Regions from separate parts of the Homo sapiens genome. Here region 2 is linked to region 1. Evidence: chromatin contacts called from ENCODE Hi-C or POLR2A ChIA-PET data. All regions are on one chromosome and are shown on one strand. Each heading gives the region's core, a stretch centred on a gene start or an enhancer-like site at or near the end of the contact. The rest is flanking DNA. Distances are from core to core; before and after follow the strand shown.

Region 1 (7,493 bases), core at 2,792-5,291:
AAAATTGGAGCTCAAAATTTCCAGATCTTTTACTATTTGAATCATCTTCAGACACAGAACCTACTCTTTATCTAGAATGTGGCTTATTGAGCTAGAAGTGACATCTCTTAAATACACAGACATTAGGGAAGGATAATGACAGGAAAGGAAGGAAAAGGTGAAGGGAGGAAGAAACAATATCTATAGAGGACAAGGAGTAATCTCCATATTAGTGATTTCAAAAATAAAGATTCCTTATACTTGCCAAAATGACATGCAAATATATAATAAAGCCCACTAAAAATATAGGCTCCGTCCTTTAGGTGTTTTTTTGTTTGTTTGTTTGTTTTGTTTTGTTTTTGAGATGGAATCTCACTCTGTTGCCCAGGCTGGAGTGCAGTGGTGCGATCTTGGCTCACTACAACCTCTGCCTCCTGGATTGGAGCATTCTCCTGCCTCGGCCTCTCGAGTAGTTGGTACAGGTGTGTGTCACCATACCAGCTAATTTTTGTATTTTTAGTAGAGATAGGGTTTTGCCATGTTGGCCAGGCTGGTCTTGAACTCCTGACCTCAGGTGATCCACCCACCTCAGCCTCCCAGAGTGCTGGGATTACAGGCGCTCATGAGCCACCGCACCCGGCCTGTCCTTTAGTTTCAACACATCAAAACAAACCCAGGGATAGATATGGGCAAACTTACTTTTCTTTCCTTGTTTTTAAATCAAATTTAAGTGAATATTTATATTTACTAGGCACAGAATTAGCATGTCTTTCTACTTTCCACTCATGGGCCTATGGAAGACATCACTAATAGTTTGGGACATCATTCCAAACTGAATCTCATAAGCCTTTATGTATGACACTGGACAGCCTAACACCCGGAGCTGCCTAGCGAGATGAAGCTGCTTCTCCCCCTGGCCCTAAGAGCCTTGTGACACCTTCTGAACACTAAGGAACAGCTCCCTAATATGTGTCATAGTGGGGATACAGTGGAAGGGAACACTGGGTGAAAACTAGCAAGAAATGTAAATTGAGGAAGACAGACAGGTTTTTCCCTGTACCTTTCTGTAAAGGAAAGTTAGATGCTTCCCAAAGACAGACAGTCAAATCTTTTTTTCCCTTGACATCCCTGATTCATGGAGGTGGCTAGGTTTATGTCTAGTTATACTCAGATAACTAATTGTCTCAAGTGTCTTAAGTGTCTGGTTGATGGTTGAAAGTAAGCTCTAGGGATAAGCAGTCTCTCAAGGAGTAGATTGTGGGATGGGGAGGCAGAAGGCCACAAAGGTACTATAGCTACATCTATGCAATTCATATGATCTCTACCACCTTACACCTCCATGCCCACTCACCCATGAGGCAGGGGGCATTTATATTGAACAGAGACCTATCTATAGCTGCAAAGGTTTATCTCAAATATGTACCTTGGCAGACAAAGGCGAAGAGAGACTTCTGGAGGAAGCCATTGTAAAAACACATAACAGAACTCACCACTTATTCCTCCTAAGCTTGTCTTGAATGTAGACATGAAAAAGACCAACCCAGCCCTCAGTACTACGTGAGGTTGCTGATACAAATTCAGCTAACACTTATTATCTTATTATCTGCCTTGCATTGTGGCAGAGGCTTTTTTAATCAATCATCTTACTTAATTCTCAAAACAACCTTATGTGCTAAGTCTTCTTAGAGCACATTATTCAGATGGTGATTTTGAGGTTGCCCAGTTAATCAGTAGCACAATTCTCAGCATGTAGCATGTAATCCTGAAATCAGCTTTGAATAGAGGTGACCCACTGATGACCAAAGTGTCCCATCAGCTCATAGATAGTCATCTGGGCTCACACAGTTTTTTTAATGTAGTGCTACATTTTAAAATCTGACATATTGGCTGGGCGCAGTGGCTCATGTCTGTAACCCTAGCACTTTGGGAGGCCAAGGCAGGTGGATCACGAGGTCAGGAGTTTAAGACCAGCCTGGCCAAGATGCTGAAACCCCGTTTCTACTAAAAATACGAAAATTAGCCCGGTGTGGTGGCACTCGCCTGTAAGCCCAACTACTCGGGAGGCTGAGGCAGGAGAATCACTTGAATCCGGGAGGCAGGGGTTGCAGTGAGCCGAGATCAAGCCACGGCACTCCAGCCTGGGTGACATCGCAAGACTCCATCTCAAAAAAAAAAAAAAAAATTACATATTCCCTTTAAAATATCAGGTTTCCCATTTCTTCTGAAAAGTGGGATGACCCAGCAACATTAGGCCCACATGTTGACAACTAACTGGAGCTAAAGAGAAAACAGCTGACTTGATCACACACACACACACACACACACGCACCCCTACATTCTGTGAATGCACACTCAATACATAAAACTGCCTCACTCACTACACAACCAGCCTGGATCCTGGCCATAGAATATACCTTTGTTCTTTGCTTATCCCGAACTCTAATTTAGTTCATCCTCCACTAATTTCCTACTTGGAGTCAACTGTTCACACTTATTCTCACTTCTTTTCAAAGTCCTCTTCTCTTTAACTAGCACTGTGGGCTTCTAGTCAGCTTCTCACCATGGTCCTTTCTACATTGTTGACACACTAAGTGGATGCCTCACCCATCTTCCAGCCCTGGAGTCATTGTTCAAAAGAGAAGCAGGATTTTCTGAGAGGTGGCTAAAGTTCAGGAGGCTGTCAAATTCCTGTGACACTAAAACCAGGAATATAGACTGATGATGGGAGATTAACACTTTCATAGCACCATCAGTTCCTATTTTCCTACAACCACATTCATTGCTATTTACCTATTTTTATCAGCCATTTTTGACCCTTCAGACCCAGAAAAGATTGGCAACTAAAATAAGCTATGCAAAAGAAAAATCCAAAGAATACTTTTTCCTCCTAAATTAGCAGACCCAACATATCTAAATATTAAACACCACCTAAAAACAAGGCAGTATTCAATAAAAATCTCTGCATTTCTTCCCACACTATCTACCCAGCAGGATGATACAAAAAATTATAAAGAAATAGAGTCCAAAATACAACGCTTGCATAAGTTTTAAAAGCATTGCTTGATATGCAAAGATACTAAAAAACAAAAGAAAAAATGTGCTATATTAAATGACAAGCAAAAACTTGATCGCTGTATGTTAATTATGTGTTATTCCAAAGAAATACAGGAAGAAAGGCTATAGCTGAAAGATCAAGAGTTGGCAGAATTGTTTATTGCTAAATTCTCTGTGAAGCAGCCTTATAAATGAGCCTTTCAGTAAATTCATTAACTAGCTGGTCTCAGTCTTAAACTGTCTGGCAAGGAATTGTGCTTATTGGCTAATAAGGCTAGCAACACCCTAAATGTGTTTGCTCATATACATTAATTCACTCAAAAAGTAATTAACGGGTCTAAAAGACTCAGTTCTGGGAGTCCTACTGACGTATGTGGTATAGCCATCCCATATTTTCCATGTTAACAAACTCTTTTCCATTGCATCTGGCTGAAGGCATCGCCTATCCTGGTGTTTATGACTCATGTAGTAGGGCCAAGACTGTTGCTCAAACAAGTTCTGATGGTTGAAACATTAGCCAGCAAGCCCCTTGGCCTCCCAGAAGCTCTAAGATGTCTTACTGTACCTCTTTCTCTGAATATCCTAAAATGCTGCTAACACTCGTCCCCCTGAACTATTATTGCTTTAACTGTATTTAAGGATGTTGCCTACAATTAGCTTTGAATATAGCAGTTTAGAGAGCAATATAAAAATGGTGTAAATGGTCAGTGAATGCATGAATGATCAATACATCAGAAAAGTGAAAAAAAAAAAAACTGGAACTGGTTAAAAGTTTTCAAAATAATTATTTCATAGGAACATTAATGAATACTTCATCTGGTCTCATGAAAAAGGAGTCAAGATCAAACAAAAGGAGTGTCTAATTATTAAACAACTATTTTTCTATGTTAGTGGAAACAAATCAAACTCTCAAACAATATGAAAACTATTTGTATACCTTTGGGAATATATATAAAAAAAATATGTGATGGATTCAGCTATGAAACAATGCTTTGTCTAACTGCCTGGTTACATGGTGCCTGAATAGAGGGTGAGGATGAGGAAAGAGATGACAAATCCACAGGAAATGATGAAAGAAATTCAGCCCAGGATTTGAAAATTACAATAAGTAATCTGCAATGCAGATAATCTACATAAAGAGTAAAGACAAATCACTGAAAACAGGCTGCATGCGGTGGCTCAAGCCTGTAATCCCAGCATTTTGGGAGGCCGAGGGGGGCAGATCACCTGAGGTCAGGAGTGCAAGACCAGCTTGGCCAACATGGAGTAACCCCATCTCTATTAAAATACAAAAATTAGCCGAGCATGATGATGGGTGCCTGTAATCCCAGCTACTCAGGAGGCTGAGACAGGAGAATCACTTGAACCCAGGAGATGGTAGCTGCAGTGAGCCGAGATCACACCACTGCACTCCAGCCTGGGGGGCTGAGCAAGACTCCATCTCAAAAAAAAAAAAAAAAAAAAAAAAAAAGAAAAGAAATTACTGAAAACAGCTAACTTCAAATTCAGCAAACTAAGTCAGATTCCGCTATGGCAAAGAGTTTGCCAAAAGTTATACTTTTGACCACAGTATTAGAATAGGAAGGAAGTAATACTGAAGACAAAATTCACTAAAATATTTTGGTTTCAGTTGGAACAAAAACATTCTCCTTTAAGGAACTGGTATTGTGGAGACTTGATGATATTCTAGGAAATGAAATGAGATAATGTTTTCGAAATAGCCCCACGATAATGTCAATGAGTAATTTCAGTTCTTATCACCATATGATGTGGTTAGTGAGCAGTACTGATACGGAGGGGAAAAAAAAGGTGTCAGAATGTTAAAAAAAAAAAAAAAAAAAAAAAGCCTCCCTCTCTCAGGAAAACAGCAATCAACAGCTACTGCTGCTGGACAAAAACCTAACACTTCTCAGTCATGGGGGAAAAATGTCTGAAAATGAGTTTCACTGTTTCTCAGCAAATGTTGGCTTAAATATCTTGGCTGTGCCCATCAGAATACCTATGCCCAGCTTCATAATCATAAAGAAAACAGGATTCCAGGTCATTTGTGCTACAAGAGACTCAAAAGGTCATTTGGCCCATGTCCAAATTGACACTAACTTTTCTCTATTACACAGCACACAAACTGCAGAGTCAGATCTATGGAACCAGGTCTTTCTCCTCTTCCTTGATCTATTTCTCTTCTTCTTTTAAAAATAACATAGATTGGCCAGGCATGGTGGCTCATGCCTGTAATCCCAGCACTTTGGGAGGCCAAGGCAGGTGGATCGCCTGAGGTCAGAAGTTCGACCCCAGTCTGGCCAACATAGTGAAACCCCATCTCTACTAAAAATACAAAAATTAGCGAGGCATGGTGGTGCATGCCTGTAATCCCAGCTACCGGGGGGCTGAGGCAGGAGTATTGCTTGAACCTGGGAGGAGGAGGTTGCAGTGAGCCGAGATCGTGCCACTGCACTCCAGCCTGCGCAATAGAGTGAGACTCTGTCTCAAATAAAAAAAAAATTAAAATAAAATAAAAATAACATAGATCAGGGTAGAAATATTGCTGAAGCTCAGTTGCAAATCTACGAAAGTACAAAAAGCTACCCACCTTGGTTCCATTTTCTCACCTCCCATTTACTTCTCACATAGTGTAACTGTCTCTGGGACACTTTTTATCCCTGCCTATTTCAGAGGTTTCAAATTTTCTTCAATGGTTCCTCTTGCCCCCAGGCCAGAGGTAGGGGCTCCCTTGGCTCAGCTTCTATAGCAACCTCCTCATACCTGTGTCACAGACAGTATTTATTATCTTGTTATTGTTGTTGCTTTAGAGACAGTCTCCGTTGCCCAGGCTGGGGTGCAGTGGTGTGATCATAGCTCACTGCTGACTCTAACTTCTGAGCTCAATTGATGCTTCTGCCTCAGCCTTCCCAGTAGTTGGGACTACAGGCATGCACCACTGCACCCAGCTAATTCTTTTATTTTTTGTAGAGATGGGGTCTCACTATGTTGCCCAGGCTGGTCTCGATCTCCTGGCCTCAAGCAATCCACTCGCCTCTGCCCCCCAAAGCTCTGGGATTATAGACATGAGCCAACACACCTGGCCTACTTTGTTTTTTAACCATCCTGTAATCTTCCTATCTCTTACCACACTCACAACACTGTGACTTCTTGGAAACAGTGATTTTGTCTTATTTATCTTTGTGAATGCCATTACACCCAGCCCATAGTGAAGATCAATAACTGTTTACTGAATAAATAAATAAATGTTACAAACTTTTGATCCTCTGAATGCTGGGAAAAAGGAGACAGCCAAAGTAACATGATGACACAGGATAATATATCTAGGCTATCTAAATATTTTTCAAGCAACAAAAGATCCCAATTTGGTGCTACACAATTTTTGCAATTAAAAAAAATCATGAAAGAAACTGCTAACTCTCAGACAGCAAATTATGCCCATTGCTTAAAATTCAATTAGCCTCTGCCTTTCCTCTTACTAGCCTCTCTGCCCCAAATGCCCCCTCTACAATTTATTCCCTGCCACCCATGTTCAAGGCTCAGCTCCTACATCAGTCCTCCACAGGACTTTCCTTGACCCCTTTGCAGATCCCAGTGTCCTTTATCATACCCTCCTCTGAGGTCTCACAGCATTTTATCTCTACCTCTCTTATTTGCCTCTTTACTGCTTGCATTTTACTTATTAGATATTTTATCTCCCCTGCCTCACTGAGCAACTTAAGAGAAGGGTTTCTATATACTCTGAAGATGCCTAACATAGCACCTTGCCCAAGGCAGAGCCTTAGTAAACAGTTTTCCAATTGCTAAAACAGGAAGTTCAGATTCCTTTCTTAAAGGCAGTAAGACACAAACAAATCATCATCTGCAAAATGAAGAGGAAGTCCTTTCCAGCTGGGACATTCCATGACCTGGGGAGCCAGGTCTGAACACTGGCCAGGACCACAGATACATCAATAGGTAAAGGACAGAGTAAAGCAGTGAGCATGGCCTATCATGAGAGATGTTTCGAGGCAGATAGATAAGGAGAGCACCTAACTTGGACCGGGGATTAGAGAGGAATTTCTAGTAGAGGTGACCCCCCTTTGACCTTAGCTAGAAGGTTGAGTTAAACAAAGGAAAGGAAGAACATTCTAATTGGAGCAGGCAGCATGGGCACAGGCTTAAGAAAATAGACCCTTTTCGGAAATGCAAGGAGTTGGGTTGTAGGAAAGGAGATGGGGAATGGCTGAAGAAGATGAAGAGGTAAGACTTCCCCAAGTAAAAAGAGCTTTATATATTCGCTCCCACACTTCTTTGTTTCACTGGAGGAATGGAAAGCTATTGGAGGGTTTCTTGCAGCATGGTAACCTGATTGCTCGGGGAGTAGTGTGGGAAGAAGATCAAAGGATCCTATATAGGAGGGAGAATGCCCTGTCATGGCCATTGCAGCAATCTATGTAAAATATGAGGAGCTTTGGGGA
Region 2 (7,493 bases), core at 2,853-5,352, 600 kb before region 1:
AAAAATAAAACTAATTCAAGCAGTGGCAATTTTTCAAGTAATCATTATCTTCAATTTTGGTGGTTCCATTCTTCAAATCTAGGAAATGTTGATCCTAAATATCTGTGAATATAAGTAGTCATAAAACATGAAGAAAAGGTAAAAAAATTATTTATAAGTCATCCTGAAAGAAGAAAATTATATAGAGCTCACATACTTGTAGAGGCTTCTTTCTTCCAAAGAATGGCTGAATTTGGCTCCTAGAAGTGGCAGCAACTCCTTTAACCTCTAAATCCATTTGAGTTCCTGTGTTTATCATGCAGTATACTTTGAAAAAGGTAGAGTAAATGTTAAATGGTAATTCTTACTCTAATTTTAAATAAGTCATACAAATTACCTAACAAGTCTACCTGGAAAGAAATCATAAGGTTAATCACTTCTAGTGCTTTTACCAATATCAACTTTTTATAGGGCAATTACATTATGACCTGTGTTAGTATGAATAATGGGCCCCCAAAGAAGGCCATCTCTTAATCCTCAGACCCTGTAAATATACCACCTTACATGGCAAAAAGGACTTCAGATGTGTTTGAATTAAGAATTTTAAGATGGGGAGATTATCCTGGATTCTTTGGTGGGCTCAGTGTAACCACCAGAATCCTTGTAAGAGGGAAGCAAGAAGAACAGAGTGAGACAGAGAAGATGTAAGGATGGAAGCATAGGTCAGAGAGAGGTGAAGATGCTAGGCATTCTGGTTCTGAAGATGGAGGAAGAGGTCATGAGCAGCCTCCTGAAGGCAGAAGAGGCAAGGAATGGATTTTCCTATGGCGCTTCCAGAAAGAACCTGCCCTGTTGACAGCTCGATTTTAGCCCCTTAAGACTAATGTTGTACTTCTGACCTCCAGAACTATAAAATAATAAATTTATGTTGTTTTAAACCACTAAGTTTAAATAAATTTTTAGAGCAACAATAGAAAACTAATGCATCTCCCTCTTCTCTAATACCACCATGACATATACATTTATTTCCTTTACTCATTTCCCAAACCTTTATGAGTTTTGGTTTTGCCAGAGTAGGCTGATGAAAATATTTTTAACAAGCAGTATTCTTCATCTAGAACAAAGAATAAAATGGAGTAAATGGTCCAATTAGTAATAATGTGGTGATTGGTAAAAATGCTAACAAAAGGATATTGAAAGTAATCAACTTGCAAATATGTACAAAATAAAAATCAAATGAATATATTTCATTGAAATTTTTTATATTTTATACTTCACCTTTATATTACCAAGGATAATTTTACATTTAAATATTTATCCATACTTTTTCTATAGTCTTAGATTTATTTTAATAGTAAATTATTTCTGTTTTGTTTTTTAAAGGAAAGATAGCATGGCATCCTGCCAGCTTGGAATTAGACAGACATACATTGTAATCCTGATTTTTGCCATTTTCTTATAATTTAAGTTTGAGTAAAAACTTAATCTCTATGAACCAATGTTTCTATGTAATATGTAAAATGAATTTAATGTTAGTAATTTTCCTGGTGGAATAATGTAACATTCAATAAACGGTAGCCATCATTATTATTACAATATACTTTATTTATTAAAATTAAGTATATTTATTAAAATTATTAAAATATACTTTATTTATAAAATTAATAAAATATATTATTAAAATATACTTTTATTTCATGCCCAGTGAAAGATATCCCAATTCCTTACTAATTTATCTACATGGTTCTCTTCACCCCATCCCTAGAGCTTCTTCCTCTAAAAATTCCTTGCCATAAGCTTGGAACTCCACTCTAAAGTCAAGGAGACTTATCAACCAATAGTAAACATATTCTGAAAAAAAAATACAAATCATTAGATTCAAAAATTCTCCTATAGCACTACAGATGGCTTTCTTTCCAGAGCTATTTTTCACAAAGAAGCAACTTTTAAAAGTTGCTGTTGTTTTGTTTTGGAGGCCAGGGTTGGGTTGGTTGTTTAATCACACAAATTATTGTATTCGCGATGATGATTTCTGGCTAACAAACCCAAGTTGAGATAAGGACGCTGAACAATCAGCAAAGTGATTTTCTCCACACATCAGTCTCTCAATTATTTATATCCTAGTAACATTTATAGCTATTTCAAATCACTATAGGTCATTTCAAATCAGTATAATTTATTTGCAAATTTAAAAAGCGGCAACATGTAAATCCTCAAATGTCCAGGTCCTCCCAGTTCCTGTACTTCCCCAGTCAGGACAGTCTTCACTCTTCACTGTCATTAGATTTTCTTTCCCCTAATAAACAGTCAAGACCAAGAAGGTTGGCGTCTCCCACCCTTAACAAAGCATGGGTAGTAAATATTTTGTTAATAAGTAAATTAATGTATAGCAAAATACATGTATACATTTTACACATATTCTTAGATTCCTTTCTCTGCATCTAACTGTAACATAATCACAATGCCAACATACAAATTCTGTCTTCAATTAGATAAGATGTTTAAAGCATTGCATTATAGCTATTAGTCTTTAATGCTAGACTGTAAGCCTCATATTTGCTCACCCTATGTCTCAGGATTTAGAAAGCCCACAATGTAGTAGGAACTTAACAAATGTTTGTTAAATAAGTGAAGTCAGTCAATTCGGAATGACAAAACACAAAAGTGGTTAACTTAGATATAGTAAGAGTATTCAAAGGGCAATGCCGTCATACATGGAACACTTTCGGATCTATGGAATTAGAGCAGTCAGGCAACTGACACCCTATGTAGATAATTTTAAGATTTTGACAGGGCTTCAAAGACAAAAACAGCTCAACCTTCTGATCTTCAAACCGAGCCAGCTGAGATCCAGAAAAGTGAACTGTACTTCGCTAAATGTTTGCCAGTTATTGCAGACCCGAATTCACACGTGGGTTTCAGATCTCTTTTCAGTACTACATCCTCACTGGTAAAGGTAATAGAAGAATTCGAGGGGAATGAGCTGTAGGGACTAAAAAATTAGAAACCTAAACTTGGTGGCACAAGAATCAGCAAACAACTGGCTGTGAGTGAATCTTTGAAACCTATGCCAAGGGTTGTCTTTGTCATTAAGCACTGAATATCCAGCTGGGCTATGTTGGAGATAGGGAGTAGCAAAAGGAAGGGAAAGCACTTCTAAATGGCTTCTGTCCCCACTTAAATGGCTGCATGTCATGAGATGATATTGCTAGCATATAATAAATACTGTTGGCTAATGTCTTTAGTGCTACCAAAAATAACTGAACACACTTCCCATTTCCCTCATTTTTTTTTAAGGATGACTATTTCCACTTCCAATTATTATCACTTCTCTCGGTAGTAATATTACTGGCTATTATGTTACTTATATCAAATCAGAAAAAAATGAAAAGCAAAAAATAAACTGATTTAATTCAGCCCATAAATAAGAAAAAAAGAAAGAGATGTAAATACAATTTAGTATTTAAGCTACATGAAGGTAGGGACCAAGTCTATGTTGATCCCAGACGACTACAGACCCAGATATCTGAATTGAAACTTAGGTCATTCCTAATTTCAAGCAAAACAGGGTAATATCTCCTTTCACCCCATCACTCCCCCTGCTCCCAAATTATATTATAATTCAGAGCACCTGCAGTGTAGCAGAAGGAATTCCCCATCCCCTACCTAACTGGGATTCCTGGACAGGACAGGCGAGGGGCACAAGAGACAGTCAGCCTGATTTCACCTAACAAGCTCGGTAAGAAGAGGTCCAGAGTTAGAAGAGTTGGAAAAGGTATAAACTAGCGCGATTCCTCCAAAAACCGCATTCAGAAAGCTTTAGACAGGACAGTCTAGACAGTCCAGGCCCGCGTCTGCAGGTTGCCCGGCAACAGGCGCCGCAGCGCAGGGCTTCTGATTACACTCTGACCTCCAGGGACGAAAAGGTCGTCGGCCCAAGTCCCTTGTTCGTTCTACGCCACCTCCCGCCCCCGCCAATCTGCCTCCTCAGTTCCGCTGCCTGGCTGACCGGAACTGAGCTTGTGGCCGGAGACCCCGCCACGCTCTCAGAAGTACTTGCTGGCTGGAAAACCCAAAGGGGTGAAACCTCAGCTACAGCCGCCGCAGCCTCCCAGGGAACCGGCTCCGCGGCGCCCCTAAACCCCGGCGAGGAGCCGGAGCGGACTCACTCACCCGCGCTTCTCCTGAGCAGGGAAAGGGCCAAAGCCCGGCCCGGATCCACGGCGGTTGTTGTGTAATTCTTTGTCTAATTGAATTCTGTTTAACATATTTCATAAGGCACCTGTCTGTGCACAGAGCCCAGAATGACGTTTTGAGGAGAAGAAATTTAAGCATATGCTACAATATCTGCTCTCAAGGAGCTTGCACTTATTTTTTTTAAAGACTGTAATATATTATATAGAGATACATAGATATTAGACATGGATATTACTTTAAATTTGTGTGACTATGTACATATAGATGATTACATGAATAATTGCATATATATGTATGTGTATTTGTGTGTGTATATATAATTAAAATTTAAAATGATGTGTGGAAAGGGCAAAGGCCTAGAAATCAAGAAACCTGCATTTTATTCTTTGCCTTTTTTTTTTTTTGAGACGGAGTTTCCTTCTTGTTGCCCAGGCTGGAGTGCAATGGCACAATCTCGACTCACTGCAACCTCTGCCTCCCAGGTTCAAGCGATTCTCCTGCCCCAGCCTCCCAAGTAGTTGGGATTACATGCGCCCACCACCACGCCCGGTTAATATTTTGTATCTTTATATAGAGGGGGTTTCACCATGTTGGGCAGGCTGGTCTCGAACTCCTGACCTCAGGTGATACCCTGCCTCAGACTCCCAGAGTGCTGTGATTTACAGGCATGAGCCACCATGCCCGGCCTAAATATTTTTATGTATGCTCTGTACACAATATCTTGGCATCAACTCCTCATCTATAAAGGGAAAAAGCTGGTTTGAGATAATTCCAAGGATCCACTCCACTCTAATATGCACTAACTTTCCTAAATTACACAGCCAAGAGTCAGATATTCAAATTAGAAGTAAGAGTTTATGAAAGTTAATCCAGTTCTTTCATAATCATGTTTTTCTAATCTGCAGTAACTTTTCAAAATTAGCTCCCCTCAGAATGTATGTATCAAAACGTGAATATTTCCAGTATTTCCTGGTGCAAATTTGGGAGTAAAAATACAAATAAATTTTTAAAGTATAAAAATAGTGAAGGAAATGAGGTATAATGTAATCACTCTGTATTTTTCTGCTGCACTCCATAAAATTCATCTATCCATTACCCCCACATAGAAAGAAAAGCAAAAATAAATAGCAGAAAACACACATAAAAATAAAACAGAAAGCTAAATTTAACTTTTTTTTTTTTTTGAGACGGAGTCTCGCTCTGTCGCCCAGGCTGGAGTGCAGTGGCGGGATCTCGGCTCACTGCAAGCTCCGCCTCCCGGGTTCACGCCATTCTCCTGCCTCAGCCTCCCAAGTAGCTGGGACTACAGGCGCCCGCCACTACGCCCGGCTAATTTTTTGTATTTTTAGTAGAGACAGGGTTTCACCGTTTTAGCCGGGATGGTCTCGATCTCCTGACCTCGTGATCCGCCCCCCTCGGCCTCCCAAAGTGCTGGGATTACAGGCGTGAGCCACCGCGCCCGGCCTAAATTTAACTTTTAAAAAGTTATAAAAGAACTTAAAAATTCTGGTGCACCAACTAACCTTGGCCATTCCAGAAATAGATGTTCAAGAAAATAACATTAGGACATGCACTTGTTGATTCCTGGCAATTAGACTTTTTACACCTAAATTGTTTTAGTATTTCTGAATATAGCTGTCTAAGCCATTGGGAACATGATCTAAAAAACATAATGTATACAATTCAGACATTTTATTAAAAACGTCTCTTAGAAGAGCAATAATCTTGGATTATGTTTGACTATATATACTCTACTTTTGCCAATCTTTAAATTCATTACTCTATGAAATTTCTGTTGTTGTTACAGGCAGTTAATTTCTCTATACACTAAATGAAACTAAATTAGCTATCTGTTAACCTTTATCCCTATTAACCTTATCCCTATCAACCTTTACTGTTTTGCAGTTCCAAAAGAGTTTGCATTTGAAGCTCAACTTTAAATTTTCATTTACTTGATCATTCATTAATGCAGCCAACATTCACTGAGTACCTACTACTTGAAAATATTTTACTTTATCTTTGTATTTATTTGTTCATTCAGCCACTTATGTATTTGACAAACATCCACTGAACACCTTCTATCTTCAAATATACCCAGTGTTAGAAAAAGTGAAATATATAAGCTTACCCAGCATTTCCTTTTATGTGATTAAGTCAAAAATATTTATTGAGCCCCTCATATGTATATATACATATATATAACAATTAAAATATAGTTTCTGCTCTCAAGAAGCTTACAGTTGTATACAACATTATTAGAAAGTTAAAGAGAACTCATTTATTTATTCGACCAATTTTTATTGAGAGCCTAAAGATTCAGTTCCTGTTCAAGGTGCTAGAGATGTAGCAATGAAGAAAACAAAGCTACTGTTGTGGTGAAGGCTACAATCTGATAGAGAAGGCAGATGTTAAAAAAATAAATAACATAAATTCAGGAGGTAATTAATGCAATGAAGAAAAATAAAACAGGTTAAATGGATAGGCACTGACAGACAGGGGATATAGAATGATCAGGGAAGACTTCACTGAAGGGAACTCTATAAAGAGCACTGCAGGCAAAAGTAACAGCAAGTGCAAAGATGCTGAGGAGAGAGCATCCTTATCAAGCTGATGGATGTGGCTGATGCAGAATAAGCCAGGAGAGAATGCCAGAGAACTAGCCATGGTCAGATTATGTAGTGTCTTTTGGGCCATACCTAGGACTTCAGATTTTTTATTGTAGCCCCCCACTGTAATGTGAGCCAATTCCTTAAAAGTTCTCTTTCTCTTTGTATACAAACATATGTATATGTATATATGCCTATAGACATCTGTATCTCTCTCTGTGTAGATGTATATATGTCTATAGGCAGACACACACACATATATGTGTATACAAACAGATTTATACATAGAGAGAACTTTACATATATAAATGTATGTGTGTATATGTATGTGTGTATATGCCTATAGATATCTTTATATCCAGGAAGAGACATATATATATAGACACATGTAGATGTATATAACTGTATTGATTTATCTATCTGTATACCTACACACACACATATACACACACACACACACGTATATATGTTCATGTCTTTGGGTGTGGGATATCAGAAGCTCAGTTTGGACTATGTATGTGATATGAAAGTAGTATATACAGCAATTCTCCATTAGCTGGTAGTAGACTAGAAATATATTATCTATTGCCCAGTAGAATTTCCATTAGGATCCTTGCATTTTTCGTTTTCTTATAATCTAATTTTCTGCTTTTTATTTTTAAAAAGATAGTAGCTGCATCAAAGTAGTTTGTTTTGGTTTTTGTTTTTTGT

What was found. A loop is a pair of places that touch in the nucleus more often than their neighbours do. ChIA-PET counts read pairs that join two places held with the same protein, here RNA polymerase II (POLR2A). Pooled maps may share reads with other maps.
Region 2: a loop to region 1 is called in a pooled map, with 4 times the contacts of the local background. The contact joins the promoter of CAPS2 here to the enhancer-like site in region 1. A Hi-C loop is called at or near these places in 5 of 37 single-sample maps with no recorded cell type and 9 of 50 pooled maps. POLR2A ChIA-PET finds 5 or more read pairs at or near these places in 1 of 52 experiments (GM10248).

Annotation. Positions count from the first base shown.
Region 1 is chr12:75,929,855-75,937,347 of GRCh38, forward strand. No RefSeq gene overlaps it. Among named protein-coding and RNA genes, the nearest start is that of PHLDA1-AS1, 97 kb to the right of the region's middle. Within about 2 kb of position 4,042, at least 5 of the 41 ENCODE cell types and tissues checked have a DNase peak (open chromatin) inside an H3K27ac peak, as active enhancers do.
Region 2 is chr12:75,326,222-75,333,714 of GRCh38, forward strand. It overlaps CAPS2 (calcyphosine 2), which reads right to left and starts at 4,103. Exons shown (of 17, transcript NM_001355024.4): 1 at 3,646-4,103; 2 at 197-306. The coding sequence starts at 277. RefSeq lists an enhancer at 4,010-4,059.